Linked DNA regions of Homo sapiens: region 2 is linked to region 1. The links are chromatin contacts, found by Hi-C in ENCODE. All regions are on one chromosome and are shown on one strand. The core of a region is the stretch at or near the end of the contact, and the rest is flanking DNA. Distances in the headings are between cores, read along the strand shown.

Region 1 (6,143 bases), core at 2,072-4,571:
TTGTCTTAGGGGTGGGAAGGAGAACCGATCAAATTGTTGTTATCACAAAAGCTACACCTGATTGTTTGTAAAGAAGGACTTCTAGTGAAAGGATGAAAGTGAAACAGCTATTTCTCTTTCTTCTATTTTTCTCCTTGAAAATTCAGGGACCTAGGCCAAGACAGGCGGATCACTTGAGGCCAGGAGTTCAAGACCTGCCTGGCTAACATGGCAAAACCCCGTCTCTACTAAAAATACAAAAATTAGCCAGGCGTGGTGACACGCACCTGTAGTCCCAGGTACACGGGAAGCTGAGACACAAAAATTGCTTGAACCCAGGAGGGAGAGGTTGCAGTGAGCCAAGATCACACCACTGCACTCCAGCCTGGGTGATAGAGCAAGACCCTATCTCAAAAAAAAAAAAGAAAAGAAAAGAACATGAAAGAAAGAAAGAAAACTCAGGGACCTTACTTGGTAATTTTTACCTAGGCAAAATGCCCAGGAATGTTTCCACAGAATGGTACCCAAAGCCCACCCATGCAGGAGCCCTTCCTGCCACCAAGGTAACCAAGACTAGGAAGCAATTGAAACTGGGCCTTCCTTTCCCAGGCCTGTGGCTGTCAACTTGGCTCAGAAAGAGGCAGACTGATGACTTTGTCTCCTTACCCACTCACACTACCACACAGTTCTCATTTGAGCCTGGTCACATGGCTGTGCCTTCTTATGGCCAAACAAGGATACGCTGTTTCCCGTTCTTTGCACCCTGGGTTTGGCCTGAGCATCCTTAGATGAAACCATCAGGACCCCCAAACCTTGAAGCTTTTCCAGGGGCAAATTGCATGCAGGGGAAGGAGGGGCTGAGCTGTGTAGTGGAGCAGCGGATGGTGTGCAGTCGGGATGTTTGCAAGAGCCAAGGGGTTAGTTCATTGCTGCTTTGTATACTCAGGCACACCAGAAAACTCAGATTAATAGGCTGTTTATTCTTCAGCATGTTCCTTGAATCAAAGGCTCTGGATGGTATTATTAAAGAGTGTTTGTGAGAGCGCCCTGGAACACTCCTCCTGGGCTCCGCTCACTGAAGAGGAACGATTGAGTCCTTTCATTTCCTGGGCAGCATCCCTCTCACTCATTGCTCACTGTAGTATAAAGGTCTGTAGAACCTTTGTTAGAAACAGGATCTTTTGTTCTGTCCTTATGAGGTCCCATTACCTACAGCACCTTGATCTGTTGGAGTCTAATTATTTAATGTTCTTGTCTTTTGAGCTACCTGAACCTAATGAATGCAGTCCACTCTATCTCAGGGAGTTGTTTTGCTTTGGTTTTTTGCCTCTATTTGGCACCAGTTTCCTGTTTGGACAGTATTGCCTTTTATTTTCATGGTTTTTTTTCAAGGAGTTTGTCCAGGAGAGAAGGAGACATCCACCTGAAACCTACTCTGTGAAGCAAATGAATATGTTTTTTCTATTAGAAGATTCTCCTAAAATGTTCTGAAGTTTGTTCATATCTGGGAATTGAAGCACATTGAATTAAGAAAGAATTACTTCCTCCACCTCCACCCCTGCAATAGAGATTTATACTGGACAAGGTGGCAAAAAAAAATTAGGGGGAAACTGCTCGGTACAATTCCCCCCCAGTTCCCTTGGGGCAGCAGCGTGCTGCACATGAGGAATCACTGTACCTTGTTCCCCTGGCAGTGATACTTCTCTGTGGCCAGGCAAATACAGTAGTCCAGGCCTTCCACAACTTCTGCATGTGCGCATGTGCGCACACACACACAGACGCTCAAAACCATACCCCTCCTGGGCATCCCCTTAATAGAGGCATCCAGTATATTGCAAAGGTACTCATCACTATACACAGTGCAAATACTCAGCACTCGTTTATAGCAAACCCAGTATGAATAATTAGCAATAGTTTGGGATCTGGCACAACCCTTAATTACCACAACTAGAGGCCAGAAAATGAAATCAGGGTCATATATCTGAGGTTAGAACTCTAGAATCTGTCTGGCATCCTATAGCCCAAAGCACCACAGGGAGGTACACCTTGGAGCAATGGGAGCACTGTCATCCAGGAGACACTGTCCCCTCACTTTCCTCCAAAACCAGCACAGCTGTTTGCACGAGGGCTATCTGCCGTATATACAGTGAGACTAAGATATATATACACACCCTGGCGCTTCGCCTGATTTCTTCTGTGAAGTCCATCTGTTTATCCAGTTCCAGATCCCAAAAGGCAGTCACCAAAAACTAAATAGTGAGAAGGGACAGGCTTTTTTTTTTCTTTTTTGATAAACATGTTACAGTGAACAAAACAGATTTTGCAAACACATTCCATCTAGTAAATCTTACCTCACAGCTGTGTGAGAAGAGCTTGGAGGAGAGAAGGATGGGGAGCAGGAGGGTCTCAGGACTTGATTGGAGAATTAGAAAGTTCAGAAACCCACAAGGGTGGGACAGTTCAGTACTATCTACTTTTTTTTTTTTTTTTTTTTGAGATGGAGTCTCACTGCGTCGCCCAGGCTGGAGTACAGTGGCACAATCTCAGCTCACTGCAACCTCGGCCTCTTGGGTTCAAGCGATTCTCTTACCTCAGCCTCCTGAGTAACTGGGATTACAGGCGCCGGCCACCATGCCTGACTAATTTTTGTATTTTTAGTAGAGACAGGGTTTCACCATGTTGGTCAGGCTTGTCTTGAACTCCTGACCTCAAGTGATTCGCCCACCTCACCCTCCCAAAGTGCTGGGATTACAGGCGTGAGCCACCGCCCCTAGCCTATCTACTTCTTATAGGGTGATAATTGGCCTTTTCCCTTCATTCTAGCCCCTCATCCTAAACCTGGAATCTGTGATGGGCTCACCAAAAATGAAGATCTGGCTGCAGACTTTGGCTTCTTTCACTGAAAAGCTGATCTAGCCAGACTTTATCTTCAAAAGACAGGCCCTGCACTTCTGATGTTCCCTGAGCCTCTCCCACTGAGCCTACTCTCGTCCACTGTAGCCATGATGCTCTCTGGATTCAGACAATGGTGTGTTGTCCCAGAACACTGTATCTGGCCTGTCTGTGCTTCACATCTACCCCTTTGGCTAGGAAAATGAGGGACAGAGCTCACATCAGTAACTTGGATTCTGAGGACCGAGGACAAGCAGAAGAAATTGACCTTTTGCCTCAGAGGTGGCTGGATGTTTGTGTGTCTCTCTTCGATGTCAAATTGGCTCACTGAACCACTCAAGAGTTGTTTTTTAAAAATGTTCTGCTCACTCCTCATTTGCGGGTCAGATGCTTTGGATAATCCAGTGGAATTCTCTCTGCTTCACTGCTGGTTGCTGCCAGACACAGAGTGCTAAATCCTGTCAGTCGGTGACTTGAAATGATGATGTGTGAAACAGTGCTGCGATTTGGACATCCTGCACTCATTTGCATGGACTCCTTTGCCAGTTAACCACAGTAGTGAAATGGGGCAGCCTGGGGCAGCTTCCACAGCCCTTGCCTTATCTTTCCTCAGTGTCCCCACCCTCCCCCATGGCAGTATGTAGCTCCAGTAATTGGTAAGGCTTGGAATTCTGTTTCATTTAATATTATTCCCTTCCTAGGCATCATAGAGCAATTTCTTTAACATGCTAGATTGCAACATGCCAGAGACAGAGAAATAGCATTTGTGTGCAGAATGGAGAGGCGGGAAGCAAAACACTCTTGTTGCTGATTCCCATCTCCCGGTCTTTGCCCTTCCTTCTTTCCCTAGATTGCATGGCTGGCTGATTCTCATCTGGTGAGTTCTCAGCTCAAATGGTACGTTCTCAAAGATGAGCCTGGCACAGCCATCTCATGTGGTCCCACCCTCAGTCACTGTGTATCACACCACCCTGCCTGATTTATGTCATTGCTCTCCTCACTTCCTAAAAGTATTTCTTTCTTTGTTACTTTTTATTCTCTGTCTCCCCAACCACTGCCTCCACACATACACACTAGAATGTAAGTACCATGAAAATAGGGATTTTTATCTGTCTTATCCCTTGCTGTTTCCCCAGAATCTAGCACAGTCCCTGGCATACCTTTGACACTTAGTATATTGACTAAATAAGTAGCTAAGAATGTAGCAATTAAGAACTTCTAAAGCAAATATCCATGGTTACTATCAGGAAATAGTAAAGGCAGACAGACAGAGAGTTTGAGGAATGGAATGAGAAGACATGATTTCTTATACTGATTTTAATAATGGTCTTAATTACAAATTGAATACGTTAAGTCAAAGATCACAATATCGAGTCGCTCTTCATTTCTTCTGACTCAGACTAAACTGCCCCTTATTGAGTAGGTTAGGTCAGGGTCATAGAGACCAAGTACTACAAACTTCCTGGCCAAACTGGCATAATTGATGCCACAAAGTATGCCCACTTCCAGATTTCCACTGGGTGGTGCCTGGCTTTGCTTTCCTTAGGGCAGTTGCCAGAAGAAACTGGCACAATTTAAAGCAGTTTAAAGCCCAGCCTGGGTATCTTCATCTAGCCTTTATTATATTCTTGCCTGCCTCCAGTTCCCAAAAAGACTGCATTCCTGTCTGCAACTCCAGGGCCCTGAAGCCCCTTCAGTCATGAAAGCCATGGAGGTGGGTTAGCCCTGATCCACCCAGCGTGAGACAGTATGACCAAGAGAACACATCTTTTTTTTTTTTTTTTTGAGACAGAGTCTAGCTCTGCCGCCCAGGCTGGAGTGCAGTGGCGCAATCACGGCTCACTGCAAGCTCCGCCTCCCGGGTTCACGCCATTCTCCTGCCTCAGCCTCCCGAGTAGCTGGGACTACAGGCGCCCGTCACCACTCCTGGCTAATTTTTTTGTATTTTTTTAGTAGAGACGGGGTTTTACTGTGTTAGCCAGGATGGTCTCGATCTCCTGACCTCGTGATCTGTCCGCCTCGGCCTGAGAACACATCTTTAGTCCAGCAGATACATGGCACTCATCTCCTCAAGAGTCCTTCACCCAAACGAGAATTATTAGCTTCTCAGAAGTTATCCTTTGTCTTGTTGGGGCAAGATCTGTGCCTAGTGTCAAGAGAGAGATGTTAAAGATTAAAGAGCCTCCACCAGGAAAGGGAATGGTTTTGCCTGAATCTCTTAATTTGTTTTTCCCCGCTACGAGTGCATTCATGTTGCTGGGCTCCCTGGCTTACTCCCCGGTGGTTTGTAGTCATTTTCATCATGACTTTGCGGTTGCATTGATATCAGAATGAGTTTCGACTGCTGTACGTGATGCTTCCATGCTCCATTGCTTTCTCTCTTATGTTGCTAACGACTCTCCTGTTGGCTTCAGCCCTTAGCCAAGCCCACCCCACTCCACACCCCACTCCTTCCCTGTCTTTTATTGATGCTATGTTGACTTTGCATGCCTCAGTTAGTTCAGTTTTCTGAGCACCTGCAGAGAATTAACCATCTCTGCTTGCTGCTGCGGATCACCTAGGCCTTTGATCTGTTTGATTTCTGTACTTCTAAAAATGTTGAAGGACTCTCTAACCCCACCAAAGTACATAAATGGTGCTACAGTTCCTGTAGCCTGACCTCCTCCAGACTAGCTCTGCTTAGGGAACAGAAGATCTTCATGTAAATACAGATGTAGATACCATTTATTAAATGTTTTCTATGTACGATTTTACTGTTCTAAGCACTTAATGTGAATATTTCATTTAATCTTTGCTTATAGAGCTAAAAGGCCATATACATGAACTGGCCCATTATTTCTCTAACCTCATCTCTTCTTCCTTTCCCTCTTATTCTTTTGGCTCCTGCCATGTTGGTTTCCATGCTGTTCCTCTTACCCAATAGGCACACTCCCTCCTTAAGACTGTAATGGCTATTCCCTCTGCCTGGAATGCTCTTCCCTCAGATGTCTGTATCAGTTACTCCTTAACCCCTTCAAATCTTCACTTGAGTGTTACCTTCTCCATTAAACCTACCTAGACCACTCTAGAGAGAATTGAACCACCAGTACCACCTCATATTCCCTATCTCTGACTTGCTGTATTCTCTTTTTTTCCATTATATTTATCACTGAATCTCTTAATTTGCCTCAGTTAACTTTCTATATAGCTTATTTGTTTGTTTGTTTGTTTGTTTTTTGAGACTGAGTCTTGATCTGTCACCCAGGCTGGAGTCCAGTGGCACAATCTCAGCT
Region 2 (6,143 bases), core at 1,965-4,464, 740 kb after region 1:
TCTTTTATTTACATTTTTTTTTGAGATGCAGTTTTGCTCTTGTTGCCCAGGCTGGAGTGCAATGGTGTGATCTCAGCTCACTGCACCCTCCACCTCCTGGGTTCAAGCTATTCTCCTGCCTCAGCCTCCCAAGTAGCTGGGATTATAGGCATGTGCCATCATGCCCAGCTAATTTTGTATTTTTAGTAGAGACACGGTTTCACCATGTTGGTCAGGCTGGTCTCGAACTCCTGACCTCAGGTGATCCACCTGCCTCGGCCTCCTAAAGTACTGGGATTACAGGTGTGAGCCACCATGCCTGGCTTCCTTTACTTTCTTAATAAACTTGCTTTCACTATGCACTGCGGACTTGCCCTGAATTCTTTCTTGTGCGAGATCCAAGAACCCTCCCTTGGGGTCTGGATCGGCACCCTTTTCCTGTAACAAAACTGCATGTACTTGGGGTTTTTTGGTTATTGTTGTTGTTGCCTATCTTCCTCCATAAGAGTAGGGACTTTGTTTTGTTCCCTGCTATATCCCTGTTCCCTAAAAACGGACTGAAATACATTAGGCAAGCAAATTTTCTTTCTTTCTTCCTGTTTTCTTAAAAGAGATGGGGTCTTACCCTTTTTCCCACCTGGAGTGCAGTGGCATGATCGGATCCTCCCACCTCAGCCTCCTGAGTAGTTAAGATGAAAGGCACACGCTACTCCGCCTGGCTTATTTTAAAAAATCAGGCTGGACACGGTGGCTTACGCCTGTAATCCTAGCAAGTTGGGAGGCCGAGAACGGGGCACTGCTTGAGTCTGGCAGTTCAAGACCAGTCTGGACAACAAGGCAAAACCCCATCTCTACAAAAACAAATAGAAAAATTAGCTGGGCATGGTGGTGCATACTTGTAATTCCAGCTACTTGGGAGGCTGAGGTGGGAGGGTCACTTGAACCCAGGAGGCGGAGACTGCAGTAAGCCATAATTGCACCAATGCACTCCAGCCTGGACAATGGAGCCAGACTGTCTCTCAAAAAGAAAAAAAAAAAAAAGCAGAAAGAAAAAAAAATTTTTTTTGTAGAAATGGGGTCTTGAACTCCCGGCCTCAAGAGATCCTCCCACCTCAGCCCCCCAAAGTGCTGGGATTACAGGTGTGAGCCACTGTGCCCAGCCAAAATATTTAATTAAATGAAATTTGTATCTCTAACATAAAGTCACTCTTTTGAGCCTTAGACCTGTAAACTTCAATGCCTACTTGACATTTCCAAAGGGCTGCTCCCCAGGTACTTCAAATTTACTATGTCCAATAGAATTATTCATATCTATCCAAAATCCATCTTCCGGGTATCTCTGTAAATGGCAACCCCTCCCCACTCACATCTGGTTAGTCACATGAGACACCAGGGAGCTGTCCTTGTTCTCTCTTCTTTTACCATCCCTTACCCCATATTCAATCCACCACCAAGCCCTAGTGAATCTATCTTCCAAAGGTATCTTGAATCCATCTACTTTTCTATTTCTAGTCATTCCCACAATTGAGCCACCAGCAACCCTTACTTGGGCCATGATAAAAGCAAAATTTTTTTTGTATTATACCCATCTAATCCAAATCCACTTTCCACAAAGTAGACTGAGATCTTCTAAAAATACATTTAAAAAAATTTAGATTCAGGGGTACATGTGCAGGTTTGTTACATGAGTATATTGTGTGTATATTCCTATATACATGAGGTTTGGGCTTCTGATGATCCTGCCGCCCAAGTTGTGAACACAGTATCCGATAGGTTTTCCAACCTTTGCTCCCCTCCCTCCCTCCTTTTGGAATCCCTAGTGTTAACTGTTCCCATCCAAAAATGCAATTTTGATGTTAGTAACTCTTTAAAAATCTTTCAATTATTACTCAATGTACTTAGGATAAAATCCAAAAATCCTTAAAAATGGCCTAAGGGTCCCTCATGGTCCGAGTCCTGCCTACCTCTCCAGCCTCAGTATCTCACATCACTTTCTGTTTTACCCACTGCACTTAAGCCACACAGATCTTTGGTCAGTTCCAAACCCGCCACATTCTTTCCACTTCATGACCTTTGCATATGGTGATCCTACTTGCTGGACTCCTCTCTGTCCACTCCCCATGCCTGGCTAACCTCGTGTCCTTTAGATCTCAGGGTAACTGTGAATTCCTTAAAGCCTTTCCCTGCCCCACTAATTATATTTGGTCCTCTTATTAGCCTCTCATAACCCGTATATTTTTCCTCTAGGGCAAGTTTTCCTCCAAAAAATTTCCCCATGAAAAGTGGGTCTACATCTATTCTGACATTGCTACAACGTCTTGCATGATGAAAATTGCAGTTTTGTTCATTTCGTCCTGGTACCTAGCACAATGCCTGACATATTGAAGCTCGAACGTATTTGTACAATGAAGGAAGCTGTAAAGCACTATAAAAACATAACGGGTTCATGTTTAAAATTGGTCTTATGGGCTTTATTCCCCTAAGCTACATTTCCTCTGCTTCTGGTGTTGCTTGGTGTATGTGTGTGTGGGGGTGGGGGGGGGGAGGGGGAGAGGTATCTCTTCTAGAACTCTGTGTCTCAGTTTTCCCGATTCTGATACGAACTGAAAAAACAATCTTTCTCTTTCCCTAAGTGTCAATTACCGCTTCTAGAATAGCACTTTGGGTACAGCGACGAAAATTTATACACCAAACCCTACCTTCCAGGGGAGTTTGGCGAACCACAACACTTACCAATGAATGAACCTGTTTCTGGTTACGGAGAACAACTTGCCACTCTCCACGTAGTAAAAGCCTCCCGCGCTTTCACTGTATTTTACGGCGCCAGCCACGGCATTTGCAGTCCCTGCAAAATGAACGTGGTCAGCCTGCACACGCGTCTTCTGAGAAATGACAGGGACTAAGGGAGCTGACAAAGCAGAGAGTGACAGACTGACAACCCATACAAAGAAAAGAGGAAAACGTCGGACATCAAGGAATCTCTGATCCCGGGGCTAGAGGCATGTGGACTCAGGAGGATGAAACAGGGCGTCAGGGACCCTGGGACCCATGAGAGGAGCCCGAGGGGACAGATGGGATCGCACCCTCCCTGGCCATTTCCGTACCAATGCTGCAGACTGTGAATTCCCGAAAGTGCCTCGGCCTTTCGCGCTCAGCTCCGCTTAGCTCCACGAAGCTCCGTTCCAGGGCTCCCGCCGCCGCCATCTTCCCGCCGTCGCCGCGACGCCCAACGGAACAAAGGCAGGGCCGCGCGGTCGCCGTCACTTCCGGGGGTGGGGCGGGCGGAGCTGCGGACAGGTGAAGCATTCCGGGAGCAGAAAGGCGGCTCCGGCCCTTCGTTGCGAGGCTTCCACCGGGAGAATGAGGGTGGGCAGCGAGGAATCCAGAAGAGAAGGGGGCAGGGGAGGCAGACTCTATCTGCGGGAACCTTCCAGTGGCCGGCTGGAACGCCTCCGGAGGGCGGTGCTCTTTTCTCAGCGGCCGCAGGGCAGGGGGCGGGGCCGGGTTTGTTTCTGTTTCTAAAACGCGGGGCTCAGTCGACCAGGAGGGGCGAGGTCCGGGGAGTCCCGGCCTTTCGGCGTCCTCTGCCGGATCCCGGGTTTATGGTCACCTCTCCCTCGGTTAGGGTGTCCGTCTGTAAATCTTTGGCGATCCTCCCTTCGCTCTTCAGTGGCGACACTTGGGATGGCGGGGTGAGGAAGGGGTAGTGAGGGAAAGGCCTTTGGTTTTGGTCTTTCCCCTCCCCAAGAGACTGTATTCGTGTATTCCTGTATAATGAAACGTAATGTGGTAAACCTTGGTGCTGCCACTTGCTGAGGTTACCTGAGTGCTACTCACTTGGATACGTGAAAGGAATTTGCCATTCCTTCCACCCGTGATCTTGCACTTGGCTGTCAATGCAGTAAGGGCCCATAGTGGGTGTTTAGAAGATATTGTGGGAGTAGATGTTCAAAATCGAGGAAAATGCTAATCTCCAGCGGGGAAGGTTTTGTTCCTTAGTGATAGCCAATAGAAGTTAAAGCACTTCTATTACCAGTGACCACAACCATTCCCTGTCATTCTCCGTTTCATTTATCTGGTTCCGACCATCATTTTCTATCTTTCCACTTCACTCCCTCTGGGACACCAACTTTGGCAGTGCAGTCCCCTCATTCTACCTGGAATCCATTGTTCTACAAAATCTTCACTGTCCCACACTTCTTTGGTGTTTCTTTCTTATCCTGAATACCATTAAATTACTTCATTGCCTAACTCTTCATCGGTAAAAACTACAACTTCGACTACATTCAAATCTGTAGCTGAACATGACTGGAGAAAACTATACACCCGGGTCGGGCGTGGCTCCCAGCATTTTGGGAGGCCAAGGCGTGAGGATCACTTGAGGTCAGGAGTCCGAGACCAGCCTGGCCAACATGGTGAAACCCGGTCTCTACCAAAAATAGAAAAATTAGCCGGGCGCGGTGGCTCACGCCTGTAATCCCAGCGCTCTGGGAGGCAGAGGTGGGTGGATCACGAGGTAAGGAGTTTCAGACCAACCTGGCCAACATGGTGAAACCCTGTCTCTATTAAAGATACAAAAAATTAGCCGGGCATGGTGGTGCACGCCTGTAATCCCAGCTACTCGGGAGGCTGAGGCAGGAGAATCGCTTGAACCTGGGAGGTGGAGGTTGCAGCGAGCCAAGATCGCGCCACTGCACTCCAGCCTGGGTGACAAAGCGAGACTGTCTCAAAAAAAAAAAAAAAAAGAAGAAAGAAAAAAAGAAAAATTAGCTGGGCATGATGGTGCGCTCATGTAATCCCGGCTACTTGGGAAGCTGAGGCAGGAGAATCGCTTGAACCCGGAAGGTGGAGGTTACAGTGAGCCAAGATCTCGCCGTTGCACTCCAGCCTGGGCAACAAGAGCGAAACTCCGTCTCAAAAAAAGAAAAGAAAGAAAACAGAAAACTATACACCCATACTGACATGCCTCCCTGTAACTCCATCAGGACCATGTACCTTGAGTGGGCCCATAATGCTGCCCAGCAAACACATTGTATTTGCCTTCTCCATTTACTGTTCTAAATGAATATTTCATAACTCCTATAACCTCCATTGCCTCCTTTGTCATCCTGACTCTCAGCTTGCTTCTTCATTTAGAAAATTAAAGCAGAGGCTGAGATGGAAGGATGGCTTGAGGCCAGGAGTTCAAGACAAGCCTGGGCAACATACCCCCATCTCTAATAAAAATTTTTAAAAAACTAGCCAGGCATAGTTGTGTGCCTCTGTAGTCCCAGCTATAGGAGGTTTCTTGAGCCCAGGAGTTGGAGGATACAGTGAGCTACAATCCTGCCACTGTGCTCCAGCATGGCCAGAAAGACACCCATCTGGAAAGAAGGAAGGAGGAAGGGAGGACTTCCTCTATAATGACATCTCCCCACCTACCAGCATCTGTAACCACATATTTTGCCTTCCCTTCCTGTTACTATAAACTGTCTCTGAGCTTATGCAGAGACAACCTTTCTACTTCCTTAGAACACCTGCTCAAGGACATCATTCTAGCAATTCAATTATTTCCATTTTCAGTCTTTTCCCCTTTTCTCTTAGTACTGTATGTACTAAGCATACAAACATTCCCTCGACCTCCACTCTCTGCAGCTACTACTCCATATCTCTTCTCCTCTCACCCACAGCAAAACTCAAGAGTGTTTTAATTCCTTCTCTCTCATTCTCATATATATATATATATATATATATATATATATATATATATATATATATATATTTTATTGAGATGGAGTTTCGCTATTGTTGGCCAGGCTGGAGTGCAATGGCACAATCTCGGCTCACTGCAACCTCCGCCTCCTGGGTTCAAGAGATTCTCCTGCCTCAGCCTCCCAAGTAGCTGTGATTACAGGCATGCGCTGCCCTGCCTGGGTAATGTTTTTTGTATTTTTAGTAGAGACAGGGTTTCACCATGTTGGTCAGGCTGGTCTCGAACTCCTTACCTCAAGTGATCCACTTGCCTCGGCCTCCCAAAGTGCTGGGATTACAGGCGTGAGCCACTGCATCTGGCCTCATTAAATCCATGTTTTTCAGGCTTTTGCTTCTACTGCCTTGCTGAAACTGCTTTTTTCCGGGTTATCAATGGCATCCACATTATCTGTCTAATACTAAACTGCTATTTC

What was found. A loop is a pair of places that touch in the nucleus more often than their neighbours do. Pooled maps may share reads with other maps.
Region 2: a map with no recorded cell type shows a loop between it and region 1 (5-fold over the local background). The contact joins the promoter of NUP160 here to the enhancer-like site in region 1. A Hi-C loop is called at or near these places in 1 of 37 single-sample maps with no recorded cell type and 2 of 50 pooled maps.

Annotation. Positions count from the first base shown.
Region 1 is chr11:47,106,252-47,112,394 of GRCh38, forward strand. All of the region lies in intron 3 of CSTPP1 (centriolar satellite-associated tubulin polyglutamylase complex regulator 1), which reads left to right. Among named protein-coding and RNA genes, the nearest start is that of ARFGAP2, 68 kb to the right of the region's middle. Within about 2 kb of position 3,322, at least 2 of the 41 ENCODE cell types and tissues checked have a DNase peak (open chromatin) inside an H3K27ac peak, as active enhancers do.
Region 2 is chr11:47,845,136-47,851,278 of GRCh38, forward strand. NUP160 (nucleoporin 160) reads right to left here and starts at 3,215. Exons shown (of 36, transcript NM_015231.3): 1 at 3,084-3,215; 2 at 2,713-2,824. The coding sequence starts at 3,183. RefSeq lists enhancers at 3,153-3,712, 5,175-5,224, 5,255-5,304.